2 separate regions of the Homo sapiens genome follow, and region 2 is linked to region 1. A link is an interaction called in ENCODE POLR2A ChIA-PET data of the cell type or tissue named here. Cell type or tissue: A673. All regions are shown on one strand. Links, peaks and the distances in the headings refer to the core of each region. The heading gives the core; the rest is flanking DNA.

Region 1 (17,061 bases), core at 3,820-11,819:
GTTCTGAAAGAAATTGTTCCATAATCTCAGTTATTATTTCCATATAGTATCCACGTGGACAAAATAAATTCTGAAAACATTTGAGTAAGAAATAAGAAATTCTAAAAATATAAGAAAATAGAAATGAAACACATTGATTATGGATAAGAGATAAAATATTTTTCAATAATAATTATACTGTAACAATAATATTTTATTGTCTAAAGTCAAGGAGGAGCTGTAATACATTCAATGCCACTTAATGCCAGAAAATGGGCTAAGTACCTTTCACTTAAAATATATGTGATATTTCCTATAGAAAATATGAGGTGAAAAATTAGAAAATTGTCACACATTATATAATATATGTTTAATAATAATAAATTATCCAATGTATTTAGAATTCTGTATATTCATCTATTTCTACTGTTAAACTGTGGAGGACATTTTTTGTTTTCCTTTGTGGAGAATCCAGTTTCCTCTCTCTGAGTAATGGTGCCCTGATTTTCCTGAGGGAAATATCCTTTCTATTTTTTTCCCTTGTGATTTGTGTGAAGTTGGACACATATTCAGCTTCCGGATTGTGAACTTGCCTCAGGTTGGCTTTTCAAATAATTACAATGATGCTCAATTTCAGATTTTTGCTGGAACTGTAAGAAAAGAGGTTCTCTGTCCTGTTGGCACTGTTAAACTAGTAAGATATAATCCTGGAGTTGTTGACGACTGCCTTATTTCTATAAAAATAATTCATAATAAAGTGAACACAGAGAAAAGCAGAACTGAGAATATGGAGAAAGAATTATGACACTGTGAGATTCTGATTCCTTGGCTTGTTCAGTTATGTAAGCTAAATTCCTTTTCTTCTTTATTAACTGAAGATTGTTTAATTGGTTTGATAATAATTGCAACTAAAAAAAAGCCTATTTAATAGTACTGAAAATGAATATCCATGAAATTTAGGAAATTAATATTGACTAGCAAACAATGTTAAGGAAAAAAGTCCTTCTGAATTCTTTGCAAACATAATAAGTCTGTGAAAAAATTTCATGTTTCTTATCACAAAAAACTAACAATATATCACTGATATGAAATGTTCTTCCCATAATCTACAAAGTATTATTTTATTTTAATGATACTATATTAATAACTTAAAGATAAAAGTTATAATTAATTTATAATTGTGGAACTAAGGATAGGAATAAGTAAATACTGAAGTACAAAAAGAAAAAATGGGCTCCAAGATTTTATCTTGTTTTTTGTTTTTCTCTAATGTTTCACCCAAACTCTCTGACCCTTAGTTTCAGAAGATGTAGGAGAGAGTTGATACATATATTTTAAAACTTTTTCCTCAGGGAGGTATCTGGAAGATCATTGAATTGCTTCTCTTCAGTGCTGTGAGCTTTTCTGAGATTGGGACATTCTGAATATAATATAATCTGATGGGAGATGTCAACATTCTAAGAAATACTAGTCTTTAATAAATTGCAAACTAATGAAATTTAAAACATTAAGAAATTCTGTAGCTTCACCTTTATTCAATGCTTACTGGATGACTCTATTATTCATAACAAATTGAAAAACCACTTATGGATATTAAAATTATTTTCCAAACAAAAATTGAGTGTGACTCAACGTGAAACAAAAAATCTTCTGAGATATTATTGTTTACTAGGACACATTATTATATGACTCTTAGCACAAAAAACAAAAGCTAAAAGAAAAAATATCCTTTTTCATATCAAAAAAACCCAACATCTCAATGAATGAGACTATTCTCTCGCTAATGGTAATTTTATGACTACATTAACTTTACTGACAACCTCAGATCTCTAAAGTAACAGAATAGAAGTATTGTCTTTCCTAAATCAGTGAATTGGTTGACTAGAATCACAAATATTCCCTGAAGGAAGCTGAACACTAGCATGGAATCCATCTGGCCAAGTGGGTACATGTTCACCACTTTGCAGATAATAAAATAAATGGATGATATCTCCTTTTCTGCTGGGTAGAATCCTGGAGAATAATATCTAGAATTATTATAGGTTTAGTGTAGTTTTAGTGTTGGTTTGGTGTAGGCTTAGTTCTTGTGACCATAAAATTATCAAGTTAGGGTCCTTTGCACTGGCACACTACAGCTAATGCAAGGGTCTGAAAATGCCCCAACAAAAGTTCCTCATTTGCTTTATAATGTGCAGACCCAGAGGGTACAGACAGCTGATAAGTGCCCAGGGAAAGCCTTATTCACAAAGAACAAAAATGGCTCTAAATAATGGCTCAAGTTATCTGTAATTTGGACATCTCTTTAGGATAATGTATGATCCAACCATTGATGAAGTTCATGCTAAAAAGGAATTTGGTCTCAAAAATACGGAAATGACATTTAGTCTTTTACGATAGGAATGCTACTTCTTGATTTAATACCAGAAGGAAGTACAGGAAATTGAAAAATAATCAGCCAAGAACATTGCTAACTGCTTTATATGCATGGTCTATTGTGACTTCTAAAGTTTTTGAGACAGATATCATCAACTACATGGCATCACTATGAAAATAGGGGTTCAGATAGATTCTTTAACTTGTGACGGCATCATATTTCATTATGTTGTAATCTGGCTTCATCGAAGTATAACCATTTTGACCAGGCTCAGAAAAGTCCCCCGATTGGGGTTTAATGCTCTGTGGTTGCTGTCTTGAGATTCTTAGTCATTTTAGTTTTGTATTTATATGCCATCTCCATATTTAGATCCTGTCTGCCCTGGGGGTGGGGTTGGGTTTGCGGGGGGGTCTTGGGGGTAAGGGTCCTTTGCCATTGCCAGGCATTTTCCTTTTGCCTTGAGCCCCACAAGTTATGTAGCCAGCCCTGAGCAGAGTTACGATTCAAATCCAGTTCTGCCTAACACCAAGAACCTCTGGAGCAGGAATCAAGATGTTTGGTCCAGAACGAAAATCAATTTTCTAGGCTTAGAAAAGTACGGAGAAAATGGCATTGAATTTGGAGTTCAAACACCTATCGATAATTCCAGATACATAATTTACATTTTGTAGCTCTCTGGGCAAGACACTTAATCTTTCTAAACTGAGGCATCCATAGACTTTCTGTAAAGGGTCAGATATTAAATATTTTCAACTTTGCAGGCCATATGGTCTCTGTTGCAACTACTTAACTCTACCATTGCAGCATAAAAGCCACCACACAAAATACCTAAACAAATGAGCATGGCTGTTTTCTAGTAAAACTTTATTCATGGACACTGAAATTTGAATTTCCTATAATTTTTATGTGTCATAAAATATTACCAACCTTTTGATTTTTAAAACAATTTTGAAATGTAAAAACCCTTCTTAGCACCAGGGATATAGAAAAATAGGCAGCAGGATGGATTTGGTCCTGCAGGTTATACTTTGCAGACTTCTGGTCTAAGCTATTGTTTTTCATTCATTCATATATCCATTCATCACTGTTCAAAGTGTGTTTATAACTGGACTAGGCATTAGGGATCAAAAGACATGGATTTGTATGATCTAGACCTTGAAGTTCTTAAGCGCCACCTCACGTTGACTTTCCCAGGCCTAAACAAACAAGTGAAAACAGACTAATGGGAAATAGCTTGGGAAAAAAAAAAAGAACTAAGTCTTTCCTAAAATAACATCTGCTTTTTAAGTCCCAAATTGTTTTCATTTTTAATATATGTATATATTCACATTTATATGAGTATTTATATGAGTATTTGTGCGCATATATACACATATACACACATACATAAACATACACATATACATGTATTATGCATACCTTATGTGTATATATACATATATGAATACACACACAGTATCTTACAATTCTGAATTAGAGATCCAATCACATTGCATGTATAGTATAGTGATTAGAGGAATCCAACTTGGGTTTTATATCCAAATATATCATCCCTGTCCTAGAAATACAACCACTGAAATAAATTACAAACAGTACTATCAGATAGTTTGCAACAGTTAGGAATACTCACCCTATTAAGTAGTTTCTTGCCATGTATAACACAAAATGTGCACCTGAGTTGAGCAGCCAATCTATATATTTTTGAAGATACAACAAGATAATTTTTCTTTAAAGACAATCAGAAGTGAACTTGTAAGCTCTGATTACAAAGTTATTAAAAATGGAAGTCAATACTTTTTCAGAGTAAAAAGCTAAGAATCTTCGTGCAAGTCTCAATTACGTAAAAATATAAGAAGGACTTAAAAAAAAAGGGCTTTATAGGCCGGGCACGTGGTGGCTTATGCCTGTAAACCCAGCAGTTTGGGAGGCCAAGCTAGGAGGATTGCTTGAGGGTGGGAGGACTGCTTGAGGCCAGGAGTTTGAGACCAGCCTAGGCAATATAGTGAAACCCTAGCTCTACATAAAATTTTAAAAAAATTAGCCAGGTGTGGTAGCTACTTGGGAGGCTGAGTCAGCAGGATCCCTTGAGCCCAGGAATTTGAGGCTGCAGCTAGCTACAATCATGCCACTACACTCCAGCTGGGCAATACAGCAAGACCCTGTCCCTATTTTTTTAAGTGCTTTATAAATACGGTATGGGGTCAACTGAGTTCCTTGTTGAAACAGTATACTGTTTCCCTGGTTCCAGCTCACAGGTTCTGACCCAAAAGGTCAGGAATGAGGCCAAGAAATCTGCATTTTTTTAAACAAGTAGATTAAGTTATTTTGATATAGCAAGCTCAAGGACAACACTTGGGAAATGGCTTTAAAAGAAAAATAGTTAAGGTTTTTAATTTTTATATTTCCCTAGTTCCAGTTTGGAGACATTCTGGATACTTAAGGGAAGCAGAAGTCTCTTCACCCTATATGCCTTTATCTAGAAACACCTCCCAAAGGAAGCAGAGTCTGCCAGTGGAAACAATGACAATATTGCAAGCAGATTTGGGGCCAGAAGAAAACACTGCTGAGAAAAACAGAGTGTTATCCTTTGCAGCTTAAAAATTCTAAACAAGAGGCAAAAATCTCTCATATGTAGCTTTTCCTTGACAGCTGGAGAAAGGTGTTGTTAAGACCCTCAGACCTTAAAGAACCTTTGAGTAAGGAAAAGGTGATTTCCAGACACGTAAGTCCTGTTACACCAGTCTGAATACAAAAGCAAACAAAACAACAGACGGAACAAAACTTGGCAAATATTTTCTCTATCTATCTACTTACTATCCAGAGGCTTTTCATTCCTGGAACTCTTGATAAAAGTTTCAAATAACTCAAATATAACTTTCAAACATTATTTTGTTAGTAATATGTAATCTTGATAATGTGAAATGTGAAAGAAACTCTGTGGCTGTCTGACAATGACACAGCTTGATTCTCTCCAAGAGGCCAAAGTTTTGGTCTGTATTCACGAATTCATTTGTGAACTAGTTACTCTGATGAACAATTCTTACAAGAAGGGGTATTCTGGCTGGGCGCGGTGGCTCACGCCTGTAATCCCTGCACTTTGGGAGGCTGAGGTGGGCGGACTGCCTGAGTTCAGGAGTTTGCGACCAGCCTGGGCAACAGGGTGAAACCCCGTCTCTACTAAAATACAAAAAATTAGCCGGGTGTGGCGGCGTGCGCCTGTAGTCCCAGCTACTCGGGAGGCTGAGGCAAGAGAATTGCTTCAACCCGGGAGGAAGAGGTTGCAGTGAGCCGAGATCGCGCCACTGCACTCCAGCCTGGGCGACAGAGCGAGACTCCATCTCAAAAAAAAAGAAAAAAAAAAAAAAAAAAAGAAGGGATATTCTTATGTGTGTGTTTTGTGTGTATAATACATATTATACATTACATATAATTAATTATTTCTACTATCACATTAATTTAGTGACGAAGTACTTTTATAAATTCTCTTTGCCTTTGACAATACTTTCAAGACACATGGAAGATACGGATTTTAGCTTTAGTTACTCAATACGAGTTCTCTTTTAGCTTCTAGGCAGGTGGCACAGTATAGTGGTTATGAACACAGGCTCTTGGCATTAGAGAGCTTGAAATTCTTACCACCTGTGTGATAAGTAATTTAATCTTACTAATTCTGTTTCCTTATGGGGATGACACTAGTACCTATCGTACTGTTAATAGTAATAATAGTGCATGGCGATGATTTTAGTACCTACTTCATGCAGTTGTGAAGATTACAATAATCCATTAAGTTTCCAAAAGTTAGCAATGTGGCTCATAAAAATATAAAATAAACATGTGTCAAAGATATTATTCAATTTCTTGATTAATGAGTAAACCAATCAGACGGCAAGGCTGAATCAAAGGGCATTTTGAAGATCTGAATATTTATAGGCCTTTTGAGATAATATTAGTATAAGATTTCTGGGATAATAATCTATAGCACTGAAGTTTGTTTTTCTTCTGGATAGAAATAATTTGTATCTGTGGGCCGGGCGCAGTGGCTCACGCCTGTAATCCCAGCACTTTGGGAGGCTGAGGCAGGCAGATCACGAGGTCAGGAAATCGAGACCATCCTGGCTAACAAGGTGAAACCCCGTCTCTACTAAAAATACAAAAAATTAGCCGGGCGTGGTGGCCGGCGCCTGTAATCCCAGCTACTCAGGAGGCTGAGGTAGGAGAATGGCGTGAAGCCGGGAGGCTGAGCTTGCGGTGAGCCGAGATGGCGCCACTGCACTTCAGCCTGGGCGACAGAGTGAGACTCCATCTCAAAATAATAATAATAATAATAATAATAATAATAATAATAATAATAATAATTTCTTAATATCTTTTAAAGTACAAAGACCCTACTAAAGTTAGTTACTAATATTTGCATTGTTATTTATTTTGTAGACCAAAATATTTTGTTCACCTTGATTAGATTATTACTTCATTGGAGCATGATGTTTGTCCATCATATTAGCAAATTCTTCTCATATATATAAGAATATTTCAAGAGTTATTTAGGGTATACTTAGACCCCACACTACCAGGAGCCAGAAAAATAGCTATGAATTTACCACATCCATAGATTGATTCATTGATTATTTTTTCATTTATCAACTGTTAATTCAGTGTCAGACTCAGAGGATATTGCACTGAATAGGACACAGTCCCTTCTTTCATGGAACTCCACGTAATATTATTTATAAGTCATATTTACTTAAAACTAATTTCTACTTCAAATATCAATACATGTGCCATAAACATTGCTTAGAGAAAGAACTCATTGTAAAATATTTTTCAGTAATACTGATTTTCACCCAGGAACTTCTTTATTTGACTTTAAATCTCTGGCGCAAGTCCATCTGTCTCTTAATGCAAGATACAGGTGGCGAAACAATGTTGGTGTTCACAGTTAGAGCTCTCTAATTCTACACATTTTTTTTCTAAAACATCCAAAATATTTTTCTGTGTGTAAAAATATAAAGATTCAGTGAGATGTTGCTAAATACACTTTAATGAGATCTTCTCAAATCCATTTTGCTGCCACTAATTTCAAGATACTTATTTTTTCAATAAAGGATTATTTCCATAGATAGCACGAGAAATCATGAGAAATTAATGTCTTCATGATGATAAACCAGAGCATAGGAAAATGAGATAGTGAATAATGAAGTTATATCATTATAATACATAGTTTTATGACATGACCAAGAATATTCCTATTATTCTGAAAATATATCAGTGTGCATATGCTGATGGACTTACCACTACTTCATTTACTTCAGTGAGTCCACACACATGAGTATTTTTTCAGTATTAAAAATATACTGCTTGGAGGAATTTACACACAATGCATAGATTTCATTTTATGTCATGGTTCTGAGGAAAACTGTTCTACCTTTTACACCAGAATGATATAATACCAGGACACATATATTTTTGCACACAATTTCAAGGGGCTCATAGACTCTCTAGAATCATATCCAGGTGAAGCAAGTATGTCACAAAAAGACTGTGTCAACATTAAATGTTTAACTACCCAAGAAGATTTTGTTTTTATGTTCTACCAAATTATTTTCAAAATAAAAATTCATTTCAAATGAAATAATAGGATTCAATTTATTTTGTAAATAAGACTAGAAAATGCTTAAATTAGGGAAATACTATTGTATACATCACACTAAAGACTATTTAAGGATAAAAAATTTTACACAAGCAAAAGTGATTAGTCAGTTTTTAAAGATCATATTCATGCTTCTGTTGCAAATATTAATTACTGGCTCTAATTGAGCATATCAGTAATCTATGATGTACTTACAAATTGTATATACCTTTGATTACATAACAGGGTAAATTACAAGAATAAATTATGTTTTTTATTTTATTAAGTAACATCATTATTTTTGCAAATTTCCTTTTCTAAAGGAAGACCTATATATTATCTCCATGAGCATAAAAGTGTGTTTTGCATGAGTGGCTGGTTCACTTGAACCAAAAAAGAATAGTTAATAGCATGTTTGGTGAGTGGAACACAAGTGTGCAAACATAGATGAAAAGCTCCTTAAGTCCCTCAGGACAGTGTGAATGTGCAAATGCAGTCAGAGAGATCCCTAAGGAAGGGGGGAATCCCAGAGGAATGACCGTGAAGGTTAGTGGTTCGACTGCCTTCTCATGAATGGGGAGACTTTCTCTTCTGCCAAATTTGGAGGACTTGGATTTCAATGTTTTAAGGAAGATCACAGCTTTTTAGGCACATTGTGCATATCGCATATGCTTCATTTGACAGTCTCAATACTGGATTTCAGATTCTGCTTGTTACATACAAATGTACAATATTACTTATATTTAAATGATAATAAATGAAACTGATTTTTTAAAGAAATTGGTGGATAATTTTCATGAAGCCACCCAACAATATCAGAGTCTGGAGACCAAACTGAGGTGCAGCAAACAGGCAGAAGGACATGTCTTTGGTTCTTTTCTCTTTGAAAAGGCTCATCACTCAACCAGGAGGTAAAATAAAGATAACCCAACACAGCAACAGCCATAGAAGTCTCCTTCACAGCCTCACAAATAAAGCACAGGACAGATCTTTTTTTTTTAACTTTTTTTTTTTTTGGTATGCTGACTTTGCCACAATAAATTTTTAAAAATTACTTGTCCACCCTAGAAATGAACCACATGTCAGCAAGTGGTTTTCTGTTGATGAAAAGCACCTGAAGAATCCAGGAAGGAAAGGGAAACATTTCTTTGTTTTGTTATTGGGAAGGGATGGATTTGGTAAAGTATGACATAGTTCTAGCACTGTTTCGTCCAGAAGGTTGAATTAAATATATTAATCTACATTTTCAAGTAACAATAGAACAGGTGATCTTTTTCAGAAAATCTATGCACTCAAAAAATGTTTTGTATTTAGTTCTGTCTTAGAATGTCTATTGCTATTATAAAACTAAAATGAAGATATATGTCATTTAAAATGTTCAAGGGTTAGATATGAAATTTGTGGTTGATTCAAGTGCTCAGGTTTCTGATTTCACTCTTTCTGGCTACTCTACTCAGTGCCTAATTCACTGCTGATCAGCAATTCTTCCTTGGGTGAGATGTCAAATAAAAAGTGATAAAATCCACACAAATTAATTCTTAGCTCTAAGCAATGTTAAGAGCTCATTGGGAACAAAGGTTGAATGTGCTCTTTAAAGTAAAATTTTGAATTATCTGTAGATCCCAATTTTCCATTCCCTGTTGTTGTGGACAATTAAGAGTTGTATTTACACTTAAACTGTATTTGTTAGAAAAATTCCTTTTAAAGTAAGAAAAAGAGGCTAAAAACATAAGCCTAATTTTTTTAGTGCTTAACTAATCGAACGTGAATGACACTCCCAGTTCATGTTATGCCAGGAAATATAAGTTCCTCATTTTGTCAGTTACAAAGTGGGTTTTTGAAAGTTCTCATCTACCAACTGAAGAATGCAGAGACATGCTATAAATTACCACACTTCTTGAGAAATGGAACAGAATTTATAAAACGATCTTATAACAAAATAAATAATATAAACACATCACAGATATGGGAGAGAACAGTACAATTACCCTCCCCTACCCAGATGGAACTATAGAACTCTTCAAACCTAGTGTAGATCTACCATAGAGTAGGCTTACTTGCTACATATTTAAATATTCTGCTCTCTCTGGCCCTTAACTGAGTGATGAAGATCTTGTGCAGGTAGCCAGAGAAGTTCATTAAGTTACCCCAGGAGAGAAGGGTACAGTTCCTGTGAATGTGTGGTGCCATTTTTCCAAGTTGTACTGAAACTATGATACAACAGCTGAATGCCAGTTATTCCTAGATCACCTCACCCTTTTCCAATCAACGAGGTTTTCTCTCAGGACCATCATGATAGGGCTATGTTTTTTGGCACCAACTTGCAATATAAAAGAACTTACGAATAGAATGTGAATGTGTATTTTGAAGGTTGTTAAATTTTGCTTCATTGCTTTCCAATTCATTTATTTACAAAACTGGAAAAATATGATTAATTTTTCAAAGGATTTTTTAAATAAAGGCTTTAGAATTTCTCAACTTTGAAATCTCAATTACAGAATGCTATTTTCATGCAAATGAGAGAAGCATACATACTGCAGTTTTCTTCTAGGTTTAAAGTCTTGGTGTTTAGAATTATATAAAAATAGTGCTTGCATAAAAATTACACTTGTTTATGACACAGGATACAAAATGGTAGCACAGTTTGACAAAGAAAATTCAGATAAGAATGTGACTGCCTGGGAAAGGAAAAAAAATTAAGTTGATAAGGGCAATGAAAATAATTATAGTATAAGTGGGAGCTGAACAATGACAACACATGGACACAGGGAGGGGAATAACACATACCAGGGCCTGTTGGGGGTTGCGGGGAGAGGGGAGGAAACTTAGAGGATGGGTCAATAGGTGCAGGAAATCACCATGGCACACATATACCTATGTAATGAACCTGCATGTTCTGCACATGTATCCTGGGACTTAAAGTAAAAAAAAAAAAAAGAAAGAAAGAAAATAATGATAGTGGTGGCTCAAACCTGTAATTCCCACACTTTGGGAGGCTGAAGCTGGCAGATGACTTGAGCTCAGGAGTTTGAGACCAGCCTGGGCAACATGGCGAAAGCCTGTCTCTACAAAAAATACACAAATTAGCCGGGCATGGTGGCCCATGCTTGTAGTCCCAGCTACTTGGGAGGCTGAGGTGGGAGGATCTATTGAGACCAGGAGGCAGAGGTTGCAGTGATCCAAGAGCACACCACTGCACTCCAGCCTGGGTGACAGAGTGAGACCCTGTCCCCAAAATAATAATAATAATAATGATAGCAACACCTTCCATTATCTACTATTTGTGGACTTTCAAGCACATTCTAGGTGCTGTGGTACTGTTCTCCATTCAAGGAATTTACACGGTAGTAGGTAAGACAAATAGTACCAATATGGCAAGATACAGGCTTAAAGAGACGTTATCGAAGTGCACTGCAGGGATAGGAACACTAAGCTGGAAAACACCTACTTTCTGAGATGAAGCAAAGGTTGGCAATGCTTTATAGAGAAGCTGATCTGAGAATAATGGGCGTTTACGGGATGTATAAGCAGGGAAAAGCATTCTAACTGGAGAGGCTGGCTATGGAAAGTACAGAGGATTAAAAAGACATGGACTTTATGAGAAAATCAAGCAGGTAAAAAGAACGAGTGGCAGAGCTGATTTCATAAAAATATGCAAGGGTAGAGTAGAAAAAGCTATGAAATATTTATTTTTGCTTGTAACTTAGGGGAAATCAATCATTGATGTATGAGCAAGAAAATAGCATGAAGAGAAACAGTTTCCAGCTGTTATAGAAAGAGGATTTGCAGAAGCATTGATCAAACAGGTTCCCTGAGACAGAATATGGTCTCACCCAGGTTCTCTAATACTGTTTGAGAAATAAAGATATCCTTGGTCCCCAAATGATAGCAGGACAGGAGAACTAGGAAAGCATGCAGAGTTTCTGCAGACAGGTTCTGGTACCATCAATGGTGCCTAGAAGTGGTAGGAGAATGCAAGAAGGAAATTATCCTCTAGTGAGCATTCAATACATTACAGCAAATATTTTTTAATACACATGATCTTATTTAGTCTTCACAACAATCCTATGAAATATGAATTATTATTTCAAAGTAAAACATAGTTAAACTAAGTTCCAGAGAGGTGAACTTATCCAGTATTACACCACTGATAGAGGTGGTGGTATGTCCCTACAATGGGATCTAAAACCCTGCCTGTCTGTCTGGTATCACAACTTACACTCTTTCTGTAGAATCTCCTGTCTCAAGTGGTACCTCTGTCATTGGGTATATAGCAGCAAGACAACCATTTTGCTTTCAGGGAGAAGGCTTTGTGACATGATTCTAAGTTAATTCCTCTATGGTTTTATGGGAAAGTGATGGTAGCGTTAGAAGACAGGCGAGTGCGACTCTGAGACTAAAATGGGTCAATTTTTAAAGGAAGCCATGGTACTAATGAAAACAGCATAAATCCCAGAAATATTTTGTATGATGAATTGAGAAGATATAGTGACCAATTGGATATATGAAATGAAGGAGAGCCAGGCATTAAGGAATGACTCTTCTGGCATGAGAGACTGGAGAAAGAACCATCAAACAACATACAGAATATAGAAGGGGAAACAAGCACCAGGTAAATATGACATGAAAGCAATAGTACATATTTTAGTGATTATTAGACTTAGGAGAGAGAAGTCAGGGATTTTACAACCACACATTTCATATATTTGTGGTAATTAATATATTTCAGGCTCAGGCAAACTACAATATAAAGGGCTATAAAACTCATTATCGGTAAGGTCAGGACAGCTCTGAGGACGATTATTTGGGATCATTTAAATATATCATACACAACTGTGAGTTCTGAAACAGACACTACTCTTGTGATGGGAGAGATGCAAATCATACTTGAGAGTCCATTTATTATAGCTGTTGTCTGAAAAGTTGTTAAGGCAAATAAGACATTACAAAGAGTAGGAAAACAGATTTATTGCTATGACATATTTTTATGTGCTTTGACCATTGCACAATTTGAAATAATTGGCATAATAATACTTCTTATAATCACTATTATCAAGTCTGAATATCATTTTTAGCTATGGGAAGAAAGACACAAAATCTGTTCGTCAGTGTAAAAATTCAGAAGCTAGAGAGGGGTGGCTGGAAAAATGAAAAATTCAAAATGGAAACAAAAACATTTTCTTTTGCCTTGTTTTGGGAGCTTTCATACTTATAGAATTATCTTGAGTTGAAAACAGAATTTTATTATTTATTTGAATTAATTTGGTAATTTTTGACTCTTTGAAGTCAAAAGTAATTCCAAGAATGTATTTCGTAAAGAAATAATGTGCTTATGAAAGCACACCTATACACATGTCCCAGTCCAGGACACTGATGGTTATGTGCAGCTGTCAATCTCATTCCCATCAATTCTAGGTCTGTTTCATTCAGGGATTCATATTATGGGTATCAATTCATTCTTTCATTCACAAGGTTTATTGAGTGCTTACAGTAATTGTGCTAGGCACTATTCCAGTCCACTATACTGACTTGAGAATAAAACGGAAAAAAATGTTTTCCTAATAGAGAGAGAAACATAAATTAACAGAGAAATAGAATTTATAGGAGGGATAATGCACTATGAAGAGTGATAAGTAAAAAGGCCTGTTTTACATAAACAAGCTTGAAATACTGGCCAGGGATCCAATCATGTCGCATTTTAAAGGGCATCATTAGGGATATGTATTGGAGTAGGATGCATAGGACTTGCTGATGGGTTGGACAAAGGTAAGACCCCCACATTTTTGGTCTAAGCAACCAAGGGTATAGTAGGACTATAATAGGAAAGACTTGTGGAGGAACAAGTTTAGATGGAACATCAAAAAGTTAATTTAGTACATATCTATTTTGAATCATTGAGTAGACATACAGGGAGAGATTTATAGCTCTTTGATATCTAAGTAAGAAATCATAGGGGATTCAGGGCTGGGATAAAGATCTGGGAGACTTCTGCATATGTTAGCTTTTTTTTTTTTTTAGGCGGAGTCTCACCCTGTCGCCAGGCTGGTGCGATCTTGGCTCACTGCAAACTCCGCCTCCCGGGTTCAAGCGATTCTCCTGCCTCAGCCTCCCGAGTAGCTGGGACTACAGGCGCGCCACCATGCCCAGCTAATTTTTGTATTTTTAGTAGAGACAGGGTTTCACCATGTTAGCCAGGATGGTCTCCATCTCTTGAACTCGTGATCCGCCCGCATCGGCCTCCCAAAAGTGCTGAAGTTACAGGCGTGAACCACTGTGCCTGGCCTGTTTTTGTTTTTTTTAAAGCCTGTAATCCCAGCACTTTGGGAGGCTGAGGAGGATGGATCACTAGAGCTCAGGAGTTCAAGACCAGCCTTGGCCGGGCATGGTGGTGCACGCCTGATGCCTGTAGTCCCAGCTACTAGGGAGGCTGAGGTGGGAGGATCACTTGATCCTGGGAGGTGGAAGCTGCAATGAGCTGTGACTGTGCCACTGCAGCCCAGCCTGGGTAAAAGCATGAGACCGTGTCTCAAAAAAAAAAAAAAAATATGGGACCAGTTGAGAAAACCTGAGTGGAGATATGGATAAAGAAGGGAAGAGAGCTGAAGATGTATTCCTAAAGTGTTCCAACATCTAGAGGTCTTGAAAAGGAAGATGAACTACGAAGTAGACTTTGCAGGGGCAAGAGCATCTTGAATCAGTAACTGTTGATATTCTCCATCATAACTGAGAATCAGTATACTTGGAAAATAAAAACTTTTAAAAAATAATACTAAGGAGAATGGGTACCATTGAGATTTTCAAAATCTAATGTATAGAATTATAAATTAATATAAACTGTTACAAAATTTGCAATAGACAGTACATTCCTGCCATCCATTTAATTAAAAAATCATTTATTAAATATATACTTTTAGCTTTGTGACAGTAGCTTACATGATATATGTCATGCTGTCTCTTAAAAATATTAAAATCCATATATATGACAAGTGACTATCCTATGGTTGCATTAATCTTCTAAATAATAATGTGCATTTATATAAAACTTAAAATTTTACAAAACATTCTTTGACTAACTCAGACAACTGTGTAAGATTGGGAAGGTAAATATTATTGTCACCATTTTCCTAGCAAGCACTCTGGATTCAGAGAGGCTAATTGATATGAATAATATTATCCGGCTAGGAGCCAGCAGATCAGTGACCTGAATAAAGATATTAGGGCACTTAATCCATTGCTGTTCCCAAGAGTAACATTTATTATGTTGTTTCATTTCTTATGTACACATATAATCAGAGGCAACACGTATGGCTTGTGCAGGTTGTGTATCACATGGATAAGCTATGAATGGTCCCCTCAGACTGGGCTGGGCAATAAGCAACCTGAGCAAAATAAGCAGTAGCTGTTCTTAAAAATCATACTTTGCCTCAAATAAACTCTGAAACATGGAGATGTAAGAGTTAAAACTAGTCTGTTATCCCACTGAGGATAGTTATCACCCTGCCAAATTATATAAAAGAAAACATTAAATTTTCCAAATCATTATTATAATTGAGAAGATGGTTAAATATAAAATCTGCAGGTTTTTATCTGATTTAGTATTTAATGTCTACCTTTCACTTTCTATAAGCATTTTTCTTAATTTATTTTTTCTTTGATTTATGTTCACTCACCCAAATGTTCTCTTAACACCATCTCCAAGTCTCCACCCTATTTTCCTCCAATAGGCTCCTGGACCCATCCTTCCTTTCACCTTGAAACACTATTGGCCATTAGTGAACCAATGATCAGTGGCTCTGGCCTTTCCTGGAAGCAGGAGTCATATGGACTTTCATCCCTCCAGTGTCCATTTTGCATTACGTTCTTTGATTTACCACATTTTTTTTTTCACTAATTGTCAATTTATTTTTCTTCATGGTTTAAAGCTGGGAATGCTTACCATACTGTGGTAGATTGAATTGTGGGTTTTCATCACCATTTCGTCTCCTCATGTTCCTGTTCTTTTGAGAAGTTCATGAAAGTTTCACAGTCCAATTCATTCTCTCCCAAACTCCTCCTTAAAAAAGCAAAGAATAAAACAAATCATTTCTTGTCTCTTCTCCTGAAATTTTCCCAGCCGTAATATACCCTGGCTGATCTGCTCAAACAATTGTTACCTTTCTTTCCCCCTCTCTGACCACTAACCACTTTTGAAATAAAATATCCGGTTTAGAAGTCAATAAAAGAAAAAACGTCTTTTTTGGGGGGAGATGAAGATCAGCTGTAATAGTTGCATTATAAAATGCATACTAAAGGGGAATATTTGGCTTATTCCTTTTGTAATTAACGTTTATTACTATCTACTAGATATTTGATTAGAGAATAAATTAGATAATTGGAATTAAACTTAACTATGACATTTGGGACAGTGGTTTCGCTGACAAGCTCCTTATGACACTATCATCCCTGACACCAGGGAGCATGAACAGTGTTATCAAATAACTAAAAAGTCAATCCCTAATATTTTGGGATTTGAGGGATGATGGAAATATATCTAGAAAGTAAGGGACATCACAATATCAACATCACGAACATTTTAATATAAAATAAGCTAATGGCATGCTACTTTCTATGTTTTGTGGGATTAAAAGTAGGGTATCATAAGGTGAAGACTGGATGTATAAGATAGGCTCAGTTTCTCATGAGAAGACAAAAACAAAAGCAAACAGATGATGCTGGCCTTTTCTATTTCATAGAGTAGATATGAGTACCAATGCAGATAAGGTACTTGGAAGTACTTTGGAAAATAAAAGATTCATACAAAAATATAACTTATGGGTTTCTGAAATTCTTTACAGGGGCTTTCAATTAAAAAACAGTGCAGAAAAACTTATGGATCTTAGAATCTAAACAACGTATTTAATTTAATTTGAACAATCTCTGTGCACCAAAAATAAACATCATTCATTATTTAGTATTTTTAGGTAGAAGTAAAATCTTGAATAAAGCACAACTGGTATGAAATATCAAATATTACCAAAGGGTTGGTTTATTCATTGGCAATTCTATTATTTGTTGTCCAAATCAGTGAGAAAATCAATTATTA
Region 2 (17,061 bases), core at 2,309-10,308, 210 kb before region 1:
GCAGTGAGCCGAGATCCCGCCACTGCACTCCAGCCTGGGCGACAGAGCGAGACTCCGTCTCAAAAAAAAAAAAAAAAAAAAAAAAAATATCCCAGCCCTCAGTGAGCATGCATTCTAGTTAAGAGTCATTGTTATCTTATAGTGACCCTGGGGGTTGGGTGTGATTAGGGGGAGGTCTTTGTTTTTTCTAGGCAACTCCTTTAAGTATTCATCAGACTTGTTGCCAGTAAATAGTTAATCACTGGTTCATCTGGATTCTCGTTTTGTATAGGAAGAGCAATAAAAGTTCAAAATTTGCAGATTTTTTAAAAGGTCTGCCTATCCTTTGAAAGTCTGGTAGTCTATATAATCCATAAAATATCAATTTCAGAATCTATTAGGTGATGGAGCTGACCAATTTAAATGCCTGTAAAGTAAGAACCTGCCACAGACATTTTACTGAAAAGACAGGAACTTCATTGAATATTTGATATCAAGATAGTCACTAGTGTATCTATTCACACATTAATGATTATCATAATTCAGTCTTCTGGGTTAGTATGTATATTAGATGATATATTCTCCAAACTTTTTTTTGAGACGAAGTCTCGCTCTCTCGCCCAGGCTGGAGTGCAATGGCGCGATCTCGGCTCACTGCAAGTTCTGCCTCCCGGGTTCACGCCATTCTCCTGCCTCAGCCTCCCAAGTAGCTGGGACTACAGGCGCCCGCCACCACGCCCGGCTAATTTTTTGTATTTTTAGTAGAGACGGGGTTTCACCGTGTTAGCCAGGATGGTCTCGATCTCCTGACCTCGTGATCCGCCCGCCTCGGCCTCCCAAAGTGCTGGGATTACAGGCGTGAGCCACCGCGCCCTGCCTCTCCAAACTTTTTAAACATAACAGGAATCAGTGTGTAATAGACTTTGTTTTTATATCCCTTTTTCCTTTTTGAATGTTTTTCTGTTTACCGTGCTTATGTAGTACCTATTCAATACTAATAATGATGATAATAATGACGATTTTATGTATTTTTCATCTAGCAAAAAGATTTTTTTTTTTTGAGACGAAGTCTCTGTCGCACAGGCTGGAGTGCAGTGGCGCGATCTCGGCTCACTGCAACTTCTGCCTATGCCTCCTGAGTAGCTGGGACTACAGGCTGTGCCACCACGCCCGGCTAATTTTTTGTATTTTTAGTAGAGATGAGGTCTCACTGTGTTAGCCAGGATAGTCTCCATCTCCTGACCTCATGATCTGCCCACCTCGGTCTCCCAAAGTGCAAATTCTACTTTTATGAATATATCCTACAGAAATGAAATAGCAATATATAAAGATATATGTAAAAGGAGGTTCATTTTAATATAGTAGTAAACAACTACAAATATTCTGAATGTCCCTCAGTAGGGCAATGGTCAAAACATTATAACACATCTATGTTATGAGCTGTTTAAGTGACCTAAAAGTATGGATCAGAAGAGATGTCTACAGTAATTGCTAGTTTAAAAAATTACAGTGTATTTTCTCACTTTTGAAAAAAACAGAATAATGCTATATAAGTGCAATATATTTGTACCGGATGAGCAGACACACGCCTAATGTTAAAATCACAGACAAGTTGTGACATTGAATGGGGCAAGGGGGAGAATATTTATCTGCCTTTTTATACATTCTTGTATGGTTGACTTATTTAAACCAATTATATATTATTTTTGTCACACACAAAATATAAGGTAGACTTTTATTGAAACCTGTTCACACAATAGTTATATCCAAACTGTAAAGAATAGCAATATGACATAATTCATCTACCTTATTAGTGAAAATATTAAATCATTTTAATTCTTTAATTTTCATTTAAGAATTTTAATTGATGAGCAAATTTTTATTTTTTTTCTAATTATTATTATTTTTTTGAGACGGAGTCTCACTGTTGCCAGGCTGGAGTGCAGTGGTGTGACCTCGGCTCACTGCAACCTCCTCCTCCCGGGTTCAAGCAATTCTCTTGCCTCAGCCTCCTGAGTAGCTGGGATTACAGGCACGCACCACCATGTCCAGCTAATTTTTGTATTTTTAGTAGAGACGGGGTTTCACCATGTTGGCCAGGATGGTCTCGATCTGACCTCATGATCCGCCCACCTTGGCCTCCCAAAGTGCTGGGATTACAGGCGTGAGCCACTGCGCCCGGCCTAGCAAATATTTTTAATATCTTTTTTGAATTATTTTATAAAATTAAGTCGCACATTTATAAAGTTAAGTCATCATTGTGTTTTCCAAGTCATTCATTACCAAGCAGGTAATTGGGGAGGGGGGTCAGTTTCAAAGTTGTGACTTTATTATCCCTGCATTTTTACTCTAAAAATAGCTTATGCCTTCTAGATGTTTACAGTAATTGTATCAATTACTCCACTGTGCTTTAATAATGCCTATAACAAACATAAATTTAATCACTACTAAAACCCCGTAGACAGGTTTCAAAATCTGCTAGTTAATGGGAATAAGATCAGTGGCATACATATCATCAGGTAATTCTTTACAACTTATGACAATTTCTATATGCCACCTTAATTTCCTTTTTCAGAAAACCGGTATTAGATAAGGATTGGAACTTCGTGCCTGGTAATCATTTGTCATCTTCCTCTCCAAGAAGTTTGCTAATTCAGAATTTACAGTCCTTTGAGTGTTGTTTCCTGCCTAGGGATCACCTAGCATCTCCTTGCTTAATGAAAAAATACTAGTTCCTTTACTACTCAGTGTAGTAGTAGTAATATAACACAGTCAAGGTGCCTTCTTTCCTTATAGTAATGGCCATCTGTTCTTAATCTTTCTTTCCTATATTACTTTCTTCTTTCTCTCCTAATGTCTCCTCCTCTCCCTTGCAGATTCTAAATGCTGCACCTTTGGCCTGAAGTTTTAGGTACATCCATGAAATGAAGCAGATTTTTATAATTCAGTCTTCAAATACTGCCAGAATGCTGCATCTAGTATCTTCATCAAGACATACATGCTCATGTCTCTGGATTCTACATGTCTATAGAAATAGATTTTACAATAAAATTTTTTGCCACTATTGTTAGTCAATTAACCTTAAACTCATGAGGTGAATAGTAATGTCTGTCACCTTGACTTTTGTGTCTGTTAACTGCTATTAACCATGAAGCTAATGCTACACATATATATGTATATATATGTGATCAATTTATTTGTTTCCTTAAGGCTATATAAAGTATCAATGTATTAGCATTAGCTTGTTTTAGTCTGTTTTTACACTGCTATAAAGAACTGCCCGAGACTGGGTAATTTATAAAGAAAAGAGGTTTAATCGACTCAGAGTTCGGCATGGCTGGGGAGGCCTCAAGAAACGTACAATTATGGCAGAAGAGGAAGCAGGTACATCTTACATGGCAGCAGGCAAGAGAGAGCATATGAAGGAGGAACTGTCAAACCATCAGATCTTGTGAGAACTCACTCATTGTCACGAGAACAGCATGGGGAAAACCACTCCCATGATCCAAGCACCTCCCTCCCTCAACATGTGGGGATTACAAATCCCTCCTTTGACATGTGGGGATTATAATTTGACATGAGATTTGGGTGGGAACGCAGAGCCAAACCATATCAATGCCACATTTAGGAAAGAACTAACATTTACAAATATGTTTTAAAATTATATTCATTATATTTTGGTATCATTTTATTTGCATCTGTATTCTTTTTAGATTTGATCTTTTTGCTAAAACAATACATGCACACAGTTTAAAAAATCAGATAATGCTAAATGACTTATAATCAGTAATCCCTGCCTCACCATTCACCTATTTTAAACTCATTTTCCTATTTCTTCTGATACTTACTTTCACTTTTTATTTCCTTCTTTTTAGAGATGGGTCCTTGTGCTCTGTCACCCAAGCTGGAATACAGTGGCGCAATGATAGCTCACTGTAGCCTTGAGCTCCTGGGCTCAAGGGATCCTCCCGTCTCAGCCTCTGAAGTAGCTGGGGCTACAGTTGGATGCCACCATGCTCAGCTAATTTTTAAAATTTCGTGTAGATATAGGCAGGGTATTGGGGCGGGAGGTCTTGGTTTGTTGCCCGGGCTTGTCTCAAACTCCTGGCTTCAAGCTGTCCTTCTGCCTCTGTCTCCAAAAGTGCTGGGATTACAGGCATGGGCCACTGCACCTGGACTTACTTTCATAGTTTTAAATAATAATTTTATACTACCATTTTTGAATAGTCAGTTTTACACATGATGCTTAAAATGAAGATTTTGTTCTTTTTCTATTATCATCCCACATTTTCCTCACTATGGGATTTTTATGTAGTTAAAATCAATAGACAGTATTTCAGTTTTTTTGGCCATGTAAATGATTGTTCACCGTCAAACCAAGTAGTTGACTGTGATTCTTTCCCTTCTTATATAATTTTTCTTAAAGCTAATAATTTTATCTTTTGTCTTTGCTTTGCATTCTATTTTTTTCCAAATACACCAACAGATATGGCAAATACCTATAAATAATCTTTCCAAATGCTAATATATGTCAAATAAACTATAAATTCATTTTTGTTTTTTGTTTTTGTTTTTGTTTTTCCTGAGGCCCCCTGTCCCAGCCTTCTTTCCTTCTGCTTAAATCTGAACTTATCTTTCTCTAGGTCCAATACAGTGGTTATCCTGGGATGTCTTTTGCTTTACTGCTTTACTGGCTAGATCCTTCCTTTTCTGTATCCCGGATCCTATGCTTTGCTTAATCCATTGCTTGGCATAAGCATATCCTCCAAAAGCTTCCTGAGGCAGATGGTGTTGAAGGGATATTTCTCAATATCTTGTGTGACTGAAAATAACTTCATTATTCCCTCGTGATTAATTAAAAGTTTGGCTAAGTAGACTGAAAATAATTTTCTTTAATAATATGAAGGCATTGCTCCATAAATATAAATCACAGTGCACTATTTGGTGTTTTGGTATCTAGAGTTTTATTAAGAAGTATAGTGCTTTTCTCAATATTGATTTTAAATATAAAATGTGATTTTATATTATTTTATATTACATTTATAATATAAATATTAACCACCTCAGAAAGAGCAAAGCAAAGAGATATCACAGGATGACTGCTGTATTAGACCTGAAGAAATATAAGTTCAGATTGGAGAAAGAGAAAAGAGGCCGGAGAAGAGAGACCTTCAGAAAAATAAATGTAATATATATTATGTTATATTGTATTATTGCTTTGATAATATACTCTCCTACACTAACTTTATCCTGCTTTGAATTTCTAAGACACCTTTATTCTTTTCAGAACATTTACTTTTAATAGGATCCCATTTGAGGTCTATGATTACAATATATTCTGTTATCTCTCTGTGACTATTATAATTTTTTTTTTTTGAGACAGAGTTTCACCCTTCCACCCAGGCTGGAGTGCAGTGGCATGATCTCGGCTCACTGCAAACTCCGCCTTGGGTTTTAAGTGATTCTCTTGCCTCAGCCTCCCAAGTAGCTGGGATTACAGGCGCCTACCACCACACCTGGCTAACTTTTGTATTTTTAGTAGAGATGGGGTTTCACCATGTTGGCCAGGCTGGTCTACAACTCCTGACCTCATGATCTGCCCACTTCAGCCTCCCAAAGTGCTGGGATTACAGGCATGAGCCACTGTGCCCAGCCAACTATTATAATTTGTTAAAGCTTTCTTCTATTTCTGCATCATCTCTGTTTCCTCTATTTCTGACTGCTTGTTTAGTCTGTCTCTTTCCTATTAGAAACATATTTTCCACACACCTCCTCATTACAACTTTTTCTGTGTACCAAATACCTTAATAACTGAGAAGAAATTCATAGTAGCCTTAAAAGGAAAGAAAGGAAACTATGAGCAGATAAGATATCTTGAGGAATTTCCGGACAAGGGACAGGTTGATTTATGAATGATGAAAAGTAGATTGTATTAAATTGATTGAGAAGCAAGAGAACAGAGAAAATCCAAAGCTCAAAATGCTTCAAAGAAAAACACTTTCTGAAAAAAACCACTTCTGAATTCAGAGCAGATTCAGAAAAATGGCAAGTGAAAGTGAACAAAAATGAAGAGGGGGAGATGTTGTCTCTAAATAATCATCAGGGTAAATGATTATACAGTTTCTTACTATAATTCTTACATATGCTAAACACAAGGTAGCACTGTTTAATGGTTTAAGAGTAGAATATAAAACCTATAAACAACATTATAATAAAATGAACTGCTTATTATCACTAGTATGGCTTGTGTTATAACATAGAAAGGCCTAGAAAACATTATTCCAAAGAGGAATTTGTGATGTTTAGACTACTGTCAATGAAAGAAAGGAGGAAATTATCTGCCCAGCTCCTAAGTGCAGCAAACTTCTTTACTATCTCTGATGGTTAATTTTATGTGTCAGCTTGCCATGGGTGTCTGGATATTGGTCAAACATTATTTAGGAGTATGTCTATGAGCGTGTTTTGGATGAGATTAACACTTGAATCAGAAGACTGAGTAAAGCAGATTGCCCTCCCTAATGTGGGGTGTGGGGGGCCCATCCAATCAGATGAAGACTTGAATAGAATAAAAAGGCTGACCCTTCCAAAAGTAAGGGACAGTCTTCTACCGCCTGACTGCCTTGTGCTGGGACATTGGTTTCTTTCTGCCTTCAAAATCAAGCTGAAACATTGGCTCTTCCTGGGTCTTGAGCCTATCAGTAATTGGAATGAAGCCACGTGATTGGTTTGCCTGGTTTTCAGGCCTTCAGACTCACTGAAATGATACCACCAACTCTTCTGTGTCTCCAGCTTGCTGACTGCACCTCTCGGGACTTGTCATTCTGTATAATCGTGTGAGGTAATTCTTTATAATAAATCTCTCTCTCACCCAGATAAATAGATCTTTTTCTCTGTGAATATATACATCCTATTGGTTCTATTTGTTTATATAGGATGGTAACTAATACAAATTTTGGCACTAAGAGTGATTCCAGAAGAACAGAATTTTAAGGATGAGTTTTAGGAATTAGTTCTGGGATATCTGGAATTGGATCTCTAAGCTGATTAAATTTATAAACACTAATGATTTTATTTTCAGTAGTAAAAAGAGCACTAATAGTTCATGGCATGATGTAACAATGGAGAAACACAAAATATCACCATTGGATACTCAACTACTTACAAGAAGCAAGAATCTGTTTAACTATGTATAAGATACTTTGAAATATTTTTGGCAAACTAATGAGTATAATGAGATGGGCTGGTTGCTTCTAATGTCACTGAACATAGTGGAGAAAGAAAAGAAAAGAAAACGACGAGCTCAGGCATTTGAGTTTCCAACTCAAGTGCTGCATAAATGACCTAAAAGCTTCTATGTGTGCCCTGAAAAAGACCCTTAGCTCTGGTAGCTGCAGGGCTGAGATTGCTGAGAATCAAATCCAGATTCTCATTCTGTGACTTGCTGAATTACAATGCAAGTTGAACTCCCAGCCTTGTTAAGTATGAACTGTTAAAGTGAGGATATTGATTGGGAAGGAATGGTATCCTGAAAGTTGGCATGGGCCCGTGTGGGAAGGCCCTGATGAACCTCAGTGCCATTGAACCCCTAAATGTCAATGGGGTCCCTCGTGAACCCCAGTAGGAGAAGCCACTCCACCTTGACTGAGAGCTGCCTCTCCATTCCCATCTGAGGAGATTCACTGCATTAGCTGAGGAAATTGCAGTGGCCTCCACTAAAGCAGTTGCAATTGCCATGCAAGACAACCATGAGTCTTCTCAGGATTCACTCCCACCACCTTTCCTTGCTTCTTGACCCTTAAATAGACTTAAGACCCTAGAAGTTCCTAGAGGTGAGGTACAAAGTGTGGTCCATAAGTTGGAGTGCTACACTCCAAAAGAATTACTTGAGTTTTTAATTTACACAAGAAGAAATCCAGGGGCAACATATGTGGGAATAGTTACTAAAGGTGTGGGATAACAGTGGAAGAAATATAAAGTTGGGTAAGGCCAAATTTATTAATATGAGCCCACTAAGCAGAGATTCTGCATTTAATGTTGCAGCTTAGAATCAGGCCTATGGAGTTCAGGTAATCAATGGAGTTTTAGTTGAGGTCCATCTCACAGTGAGTCCAGTGAGTCCCTAAGCCTAGCCCATGGTTGTTCCTTCAGTTCCAGAAAGCATCATTGGCATAAATATACTCAACAGCTGACAGAATCCCCACATTGGTGCCCTGACCTGTGGAGTGTGGGCTATTCCGGTGGCAAAGGCCAAGTAGAATTACGTCTACCTAGGGATACAATAAAACAAAAGCCAGAGCACATTCCTAAAGGGATTGCAGAGATCAGTGCCCCCATTCAAGGACTTGAAAGACGTAGAGGTGGTGATTCCCACCACATCACCATTCAACTTATCTATTTGGCCTGTGCAGAGGACAGATGGACCTTTCAAAATGACAGTGGATTATTGTAAGCCTCACCAGGTGGTTACTCCAATTGCAACTGCTATACCAGATGTGGTTTAATTTCTTGAGCAAATGAACACATCCCCTGGTACTTGATCTGAAAAGTGCTTTTTCCTTCATACCTGTCAATAAAGACCATTTGAAGCAGTTTGCTTTTAGCTGCCAAAGCCAGAAATATATCTTCATGATCCTACCTCTCGGGTCTCTCAGCTCTCCAGCCATATGTCATAATTTTGTTCACAGACATTTTATTGTCTTGCCCTTTTATAAGGGATCACACTGGTCCATGATAGTATGTTAATTGGACCTAGTGGCCAAGAAGTAGCCACCACCCTAGATGTATTGGTAAGACATTTGTATGTCAGAGAAATAAATCGGACACAAATTGAAGGCCCATAAAGTCAAGAAAACAAAAGACAAACAAAATAGGGGAAAAATAGTGATCTTCCACCTCAATGACATTCCTCAGGGTCTATTGGTGTGGAATATGCCAAGATATTCCTTCTAAGATGGAGGATAAGTTGTTGCTTATGGCCCCTCCTACAAAAAAAAAAAAAAAAAAAGCCACAGTGCTTCGTGGGCCTCTTTGGATTTTGAAAGCAATACATTCCTTATTTCGATATGTTACTCCAGCCCATCTAGTGAATGATCGGAAAAACAGCCAGTTTTGTCTGAGACTCAGAACAAAAGGAGGTTCTGCCACAGATCCAGGCTGCCTTGCAACTTCTTTGCCAGGGCCATATGATCCTGCAATCCAGTGGTGTTGGAAGTGTCTGCAGCAGATAGGGAAGCCATTTGGAGCCCTTGGCAGGCCCCTAGAGGTGAGTCACAGTGTAGGCCCTTAGGATTTAGAGCAAAGCACTGCTATCCTTTGCAGGTAACTACTCTGTTTTTGAGAAATAGCTCTTGGCTTGCTATTAAGTCTTAGCAGAGGCTGACTGTTTAGCCATGGGCAACCACTAAGTTACCGTATGAGCTGAGTGGCCCATCATGAATGGAGTGATATCTGATCTACTTAGCCATAAAGTTAGGTGTGAACAGTAGCACTCCATCATCCAATAGAAGTGATAAATATTTAAATCAGGTATAAGTATCTTACATGAATAAGTGGTCAAAATGCTCACGGTCTCCCTACCTGCTACATTACCTTCTCTCTCCCAGCCTGCACCTATGGCCTCACTGGAAGTTCTCTACATTCACTTGGTGGAGGAAGATAAGATTCAGGTATGGTTTACAGATAGTTTCGCATAATATGCAGGCACTAGCCCAAAGTGAACAGCTGCAGCAATACAGCCCTTTCCTGGAGGCTATGAAGGACCAAGATGAAGGGAAATCTTAATGTGCAGAATGTTGAGCAGTGCACCTGGTTTTTCACTTTGAATGGCCAGACATGCAATTATATGCTGATTCATGGGCTACGGCCTGTGATTTGGCTAAATGGTGAGGGACTTGGAAGGAACATGATTCGAAAATTGGTGACAAGGAAATCTGAGGAAAGGATATGTGGATAGACCACTTTAAATAGGCAAAAAACGTGGAGATATTTGTATCCCATGGGAATGTTCACCAACATGCGACCTCAGCAGAGGAGGATTTTAGGAGTTAAGTAGACAGGATGGCCTGTTCTGTGGATACTAATCAGCCTCTCCCCAACCATCCCTGTCATTGTCCAGTGGGCTCATGAAAAAAGCGGCCATGGTGGCAGTGATACAGGCAGGTGGGAGGAGGGCAGGGTCCCTGGCAAGGGCCCCACCCTCAAGCCTAGACCTGTGGCCCTAAATAAGAACAGGCATTCCTGTTTTTGCCCCAGACATTGCCTTTGGCCCACCACAGCCCCCTATCCTCTGTCCATATAAACCCCAAACCCCAGGATCCATGAGCAGAAAGCAGCAGAGTGGTGTGGCAGAGAAGTAGAGAAGAGAGAAAGCATCTGAACATCAAGAGGAGTTCGGCTGGGGGCAGTTGGAGAGGGGATTGGCCAGGGGACGGCCAAACTCCAAGGGAAGATCATCTTCCCACTCCATTCCCTCTCCAGTTCCCCACCTCCATCACTCAATAAAATCCCCACATTTACCATCCTTCAAGTCCAAGTGATCTGATTCTTTCTGGATGCAAGACAAGAATTTGGGATGTATTGGGTGTGGGAACCCAAAAAGGCTGTCACACTGCCTTTTTACTGAGCTGTTTAACACTTAAACTGTCCCCAATGGCAGGGCTAAAAGACCACTGTAACACCCCTAAACACTGCTGTGAGGCTGGATCCCAAAAACACTTGCCCTGGCCTCTGCACCTGCTCACCTGCATGCTCCTCCTCCCATAAGGGGTTTGAGTGCATGGTGGCCGAACAAATGAACCACACCTTGGTCGCACGTCCCATGAGGGGTTCAGGGAACTCTCCTGTTTCAGCAGGATGGAGGTTATGTATGGGTTCAGTAGCATAAAATCCCACCAACCAAGGCCAACGTGGCTATAGCCACCACTGAGTTCGCAGTCTGCCAGTGGCAGAGACTAACACTAACAGGCACAATTGCCTGGGGTGGTCACCCAGCTGTCTAGTGGCAGGTTACATTGGACCTCTTCCATCATAGAAGGGGCAACATCTTGTTCTTACCAGAATAGACACTCTTGATATGGATTTGCCTTCCCTGCACACACTGTTTCTACCCAATCTATCATCTGTGAACTTACAGCATGTCTTATACACCATAATAGTATTCTATACAGCATTTGTTTTCATCAAAGAACTCAACTTACAGCAAATAAAGTACGGCAATTGGCGCATGCTCATGCATTCCCTAGTATTACCATATTTTTCATCATCTGCAAGAAGCTGTCTTAACAGAGTGGTGAAATGACCTTCTAAAGACAGAGTTCCAGAACCAGCTAGGTGGCATTATCTTTCAAGGCTAGGACAAGGCTCTTCAGAAGGCTTTGTATGCTTTGGATCAGCATTCAATACATGGTGCTGTTTCTCCCATGGCCAGGATTCATGAGTCCCAGAATCAAGGGCTGAAAATGGGAGAAGCACCATTCACTGGTACCCCTAATGACCCACTAGCAAAATTTTTGCTTCCTGATTCCTCAGCCTTATCTTCTGCTGGTCTAGAAGTCTTAGTTCCAAAGAAAGGAATGCTTCCACCACGAGACACAGTGAGTCCATTTAACTGGAAGTTAAGACTGCCTCTTGGGCCCTTTGGGCTCCTCATGCCTATGAATCACCAGGCAAAGAAGGGAGTTAGTGTTCTGATGGGGGTGACTGATCCTGACTACCAAGGGGAATAGAACCATTACACAACAATGGTGGTAAGGATGAGTATGTCTAGTCTACAAGAGGTCCCTTAGGGTGTCTGTTATTACTGCTATGCTCTGTGATTAAGGCCAATGTAAAACTGCAACGATCCAATTCAGGCAGGGCTATTAATAGCTCAGACTTTTCAGGAAGGAAAACTTGGGCTACCCACTATGTAAAGAATTATGGCTGCTTAAGTTTTTGCTGAAGGCAAAGGGAATACAGATTAAGTAGTGAAAGAAGGTAGTCAAAAATACCAGCTATAGCCAAATGGCCAGTTACAGAAATGCAAAATGAGGACTATAATTGTAATGAATATTTTCTCCTTATTTTGTTACAAATGTGTGTGTGTGTGTGTGTGTGTGTGTGTAGATAGATGGATAAAGCAAATATTTTTGTTTTCTTCCCTCATCCCCCCTCATCATGTAAAATAAGATGTGTTGACTTTACATCATTGTATGTAAGTTACAGGACATCAGGGAGAAGAGTTAACATCATTTCAGGACTTTATCTCCTCTTCTAAAATGTTAGTGTGTTTCTGGTTGTACACAGAATAGTTTTATTATGATAGGAGGAAATACGACCTTGTTGTCTTTTTTGAGATTGAGTATGGTTTAAGGACACGTATATGGGTACCAAGTTGACAAGGGGTAGGTTTATGATAGTTTTATGTGTGAATTGAGTAGGTCATGGGGTGGCCAGCTATTTGGTCAAACTTTATTCTGGGTGTGTCTATGCAGGTGTTTTAGGATGAAATTCACACTTGAATTGGTGGACTGAGAAAAGAAGATTGCCCTCCCTAATGCGAGTGAGCCCTGAATAAAACCCTGACTCATGCATCACTCAAGTAAAGCCTTCCTTCTGGAGGATGGGGAGGCATAGCCTTGTTTTTTTTGTTTGTTTGTTTGTTTGTTTTGGTTTGTTTGCTCTTCACCTATGTAGACTTTTGAGTACTGCCTCACTTACAAAGTTCTTCTATTCAGGGGAGAAGATTGGGAGGAAAAGGACTCACACAGCTGCAAATGAAACCCAGGAAATCCACTTGTATCAGCTTCCCAGGGCTACTGTAACAGGGCACTACAAACTAGGTGGCTTAAAGCAACACAATTATATTTTCCCACTGTTCTAAAGATTATAAGTTTGAAATCAAGGTGCAGCAGGGTCATTCTTCTCTGAAGCCTGTAGGGCAGAATCCTTCCTTGCCTCTTCCTAGCTTCTGGTGGTTTGTGGGCAATCTTTGATGTTCCTTGGTTTCTAGTTGCAGGAATTCAATCTCAGCCTCTGTTGGCACGTGGCATTCTCCCTCTGTATGTGGACCTAAATCTCCCTTTTTATAGGGGACCCCAGTCATATAGAATTAGGGCCACCCTAATGACCTCATCTTAACTTGATTACATCTGCAAAGACTGTATTTCCAAATAAAGTCACTTTCTCTGGGATGGGGTCTAGGATTTCAAAGTATCTTTTTGGGTGACACAATTCAATCCATAACAGAACCTTCACTCATCAACTTAGAGCATCAGTCAAATAGTTTACCACATGTTTGACAAAACCAAAGGCATTCACTAACATGGGCAATTAGATGATCCAAGTAACCATAAGAGAACATTTAAAAACTGAATTGACTATCTTCAGAGAAGGTGTCATAGAGTAGGATAAAATATCCACAAAATAAGAACAGACAGCAATGACAAGGTGGCAATCAGAGGAAAACATAGTTCTTACAAATTAAAAAAAGTAAAATTTAAGAAACAGTCAATACCAGTGGAAGATTTGGAAAATAAAGTTACAGAACTCCCCCAAACTATAGAGCAAATGGCAAAGAGATGGCTACCATAAGAAAAAAAAAGTAAAAAAAAAAGAAGGAACAACTCTCCATACATAACGCTATCAGTTAGTAGTACCAAGAAGACAAAAAAAAAAAAAAGGGGGGAAATGAGGGGGATAGATAAACAAATATGTAACTGAGAAAAATTTCCCATAATCCCCTAAACCACAAGTATTGAGATTTCAGAGAGCTCTAAATGTTAAGACAAAAACAAACAAAAGAAACTTTTGCCTTAGACAATTATTTGTGAAATTTCAGAACTATTAGGACTCAAATAAATTTATAAAAGCTTCCAGAAAGAAAGAACACTGTCTGCACAGTAACTGGCTGTTGCAAACTCCAGGCAGCCCCATGTGCACGATATTCCCTGGCTTTGTGTCCCAGGGTCCAGAAAATGTTCCCTGAAGCTGAGCGGTGACGTAGCATTGGATGGGTATTATACTGCAGAAGTCAATAGACAAATGCTTGAAATGCTGAGTATGAATTATTTTGAAACCGCAAGTATATAAAGTATATATTTATCCAAACTAGAATTTAGATGTGAGATCAAAATAAATAAATATTTTGGCCTGCAAAGCCTCCAAAGGTTATCACCTACAGAACCTCTCTGAAATAATTGAGAATACATAATAGAAATAAATAAATAGGCCGGGCATGGTGGCTCATGCCTGTAATCCCAGCACTTTGGGAGGCCGAGGTGGGTGGATCACTTACGTCAGGAGTTCAAAACCAGCCTGGTGAAACCGCCTCTACTGAAAATACAAAAATTAGCTGGGCGCGGTGGCAGGCACCTGTAGTCCCAGCTACTTGGGAGGCTGAGGCAGGAGAATCACTTGAAACCAGGAGGCGGAGGTTGCAGTGAGCTGAGATCGTGTCACTGCACTCCACCTTGGGTGACAGAGTGAGAATCCATCAAAAAAAAAAAAGGAAAAGAAAGGAACCACATTAAAAAAATTCCAAATTAAGTATTTTTACTGATTTAGATTGATCTTTCACCAACTAGTCCCAAATAAAGTTCTGTTTTTATACTTATGAGAGATTAAATTTCTTCTTAATGTTATTTATGTGTGAATTGTTCTGTTGTATATTTGTGTGTATATGTGTGTGTAACCAATTCCTTATGATGGCTGACCCTCTCTACTATTATATTTCTGATCTGATTTTTTTCTGATGCCATTTTTGTGTCTTTCTAGGAATTTTTCAATTTCATCTACTTTTTCTAATCTGTTGGCATAAAGTTGTTCATGATTTGCCTGTATAAAGTTAAATTTTATGGGGTCTGAGTGATGTCCTTATATCTGATTTTAATAAATTATGTCTTGTCTGTTTTGTTCTTGGCAGGTCTTGCTAAAAATTCATCAATTTGTTAATATTTGCAAAGAACCAACTTTTCACTTTATTGAGATCCTCTATTGTCTTTTTTGTTTTTTATTTTCTATTATTTATTTTTAAATTGACAGGTAAAATTTTTATACATTTATGGTGTACAAAAAAAGAAGCAGCAGCAAGATCAGCTGAGGAAGGAAAGTTAGTTTAAAAAAGTAAGAGTCGGCTGGGCACGGTGGTTCACGCCTGTAATCCTAGCACTTTAGGAGGCTGAGGCGGGCAGATCACGAGGTCAAGAGATGGAGACCATTCTGGCCAACATGGTGAAACCCTGCCTCTACTAAAAATAGAAGAATTAGCTGGGTGTGGTGGCGCATGCCTGAGTCCCAGCTACTCGGGAGGGAGGCTAAGGCAGGAGAATTGCTTGAACCCAAGAGGTGGAGGTGGATGTTGCAGTGAGCTGAGATGGTGCCACTGCACTCCAACCCTGGAAACAGGGCGAAACTCCGTCTCAAAAAAAAAAAGGAGTCATGAATACTAATCAGACTGAGCCATGAGACAGGCATTGACTGATGATTAATAGTTTTAATTAAGTTTTTTTTAAAAACTTGCTGTCAGGAAATTTAATAGTTTCTATGATTTGGTGTTCTGGATTTAGTTAATTTGTCATTTTTTGATAGTTTATTAGTTTCCTAATAAAATTTCCAACACAAAATGCATATGCTGTAAATACAACTGAAGATGTTCAACAAGTCCTGGATGTTAGTTCTGGCTTGTGCATACACTATTTGCATAATTTGGGTGAGTTCGTATCAATTTCTCTGAATCTGTTTTAACTTCTGTGAAATGGCAAGTTTGGTCTATCTGGTCCCCAAAGTACTTTTCGGCTTAACAACAGTGAGAGAAGTTCTGGTGTATGCTGAGGTGCTGATATGGAAGAACACTCAGCCTGCTCTTCAAAGAGCAGAGTCTGGAGGTATTTAAACGGTCAGAGGCCAAGAAGGAAAGAGTGCAGACGGCTGTAGGTATTATGAAATTTCTTCCTGAACTACTCATTTATATTGGTGTATAAATAACTTAAGCATAAATGTAAAAATATCTTAGTGTCTACTTTAGTTGTGGTGACAAAATACATACAGTGGCCATAATATAAGGTAGAATGGTATACAGCTATAAGAGTAGTACTCTGAGAACAGAGAGGAACACAAAGCTTTCTTTCTTCATTTTTGGTTTTGCAAAAAAAAAATTTCGAAAAATATCATCTACAAGCAAGAAATGTTAAAAGTTAATTGGGCTGTGTGGTGGATTAAATATTACCCCAAATTCCTTGACATTCCTCCCATCCTAACTTGAAGATCTATGTCCCCTCATTTAAATCATAGTGGGCTCAATGACTACTTTGACAAATAGATTATGGCAGAAATGATGCTATGCCAGTGTCTGGGAACAGGGTTTAAGAAACTCACAGCTTTTACTAACTGTTACTTACAAAACTCTTTCTGGGAGCTGTAGCTTGTCATATAAGAAATATTATCTTGCAACTGCCGTGATGGTAAGGTCACATGTTGGTGCTCTGTTTAGTAGTTTCAACTGAAGTCAGCCTTTTAGACTTTTTAACAAAGGTGCCAGTGATTATCTCAATCAATCCCACACGGAGCAGAAGAGTCTCTCAGCTCAGATCTGTTCAACTTCTTTACCCACAAAATTGTGAGATATAATGTAATGAAAATTGTTGTTTGACACTGCTAAATCTTGGGGTAATTTGTTATGTAGCAATAGATTACTAGAATAAAATGATAAAATGCAATAGATAACCAGAAAGTAGACCCTTTTTTCCCTGAAGTTTTATTTGGTTTGTGGTATACTGTAAAGACAGTTTGTAAAATCAGACCTTCTAATCTTGGGTCTTTTTTGATGACTTCTTGAATGTTAAATATAGACAGAATTGCCTATACTCTTTTTTGCTCCTTCTCCTTTCTATTTCTGGGTGGGTGGGTTGGTATAGAATTCCTTTAGGTCTGTTTGAATGGTAATCCAAGCCCTATTAGGTAAGATCCAACAGCCTCTTATTTATTTTTTAAAACTTATTTATTTATTATTCATTTGATTTTTCTTTTCTTTTCTTTTTTTTTTTTTTGTAGAGATGAGGTCTGATATGGTTTGGCTCTGTGTCCCCACCCAATCTCATCTCTAATTGT

What was found. ChIA-PET counts read pairs that join two places held together with the same protein. Peaks named below come from ENCODE experiments on the same cell type or tissue, not always from the same donor. Only the 100,000 strongest peaks of a DNase experiment are listed, where the experiment ranks them.
Region 2: POLR2A ChIA-PET joins it to region 1 with 5 read pairs; 2 of 35 experiments call an interaction of 5 or more read pairs at or near these places.

Annotation. Positions count from the first base shown.
Region 1 is chr3:87,820,979-87,838,039 of GRCh38, reverse strand. HTR1F (5-hydroxytryptamine receptor 1F) reads right to left here. Exons shown (of 3, transcript NM_001322209.2): 2 at 15,916-16,032. Among named protein-coding and RNA genes, the nearest start is that of HTR1F, 37 kb to the right of the region's middle. In A673, for the core only: no CTCF peak of the experiment used is centred there; no DNase peak of the experiment used is centred there; H3K27ac peaks cover 742 bases.
Region 2 is chr3:88,033,373-88,050,433 of GRCh38, reverse strand. No RefSeq gene overlaps it. Among named protein-coding and RNA genes, the nearest start is that of CGGBP1, 17 kb to the left of the region's middle. RefSeq lists an enhancer at 3,554-4,753. In A673, for the core only: no CTCF peak of the experiment used is centred there; a DNase peak (open chromatin) is centred at 5,853; H3K27ac peaks cover 2,567 bases.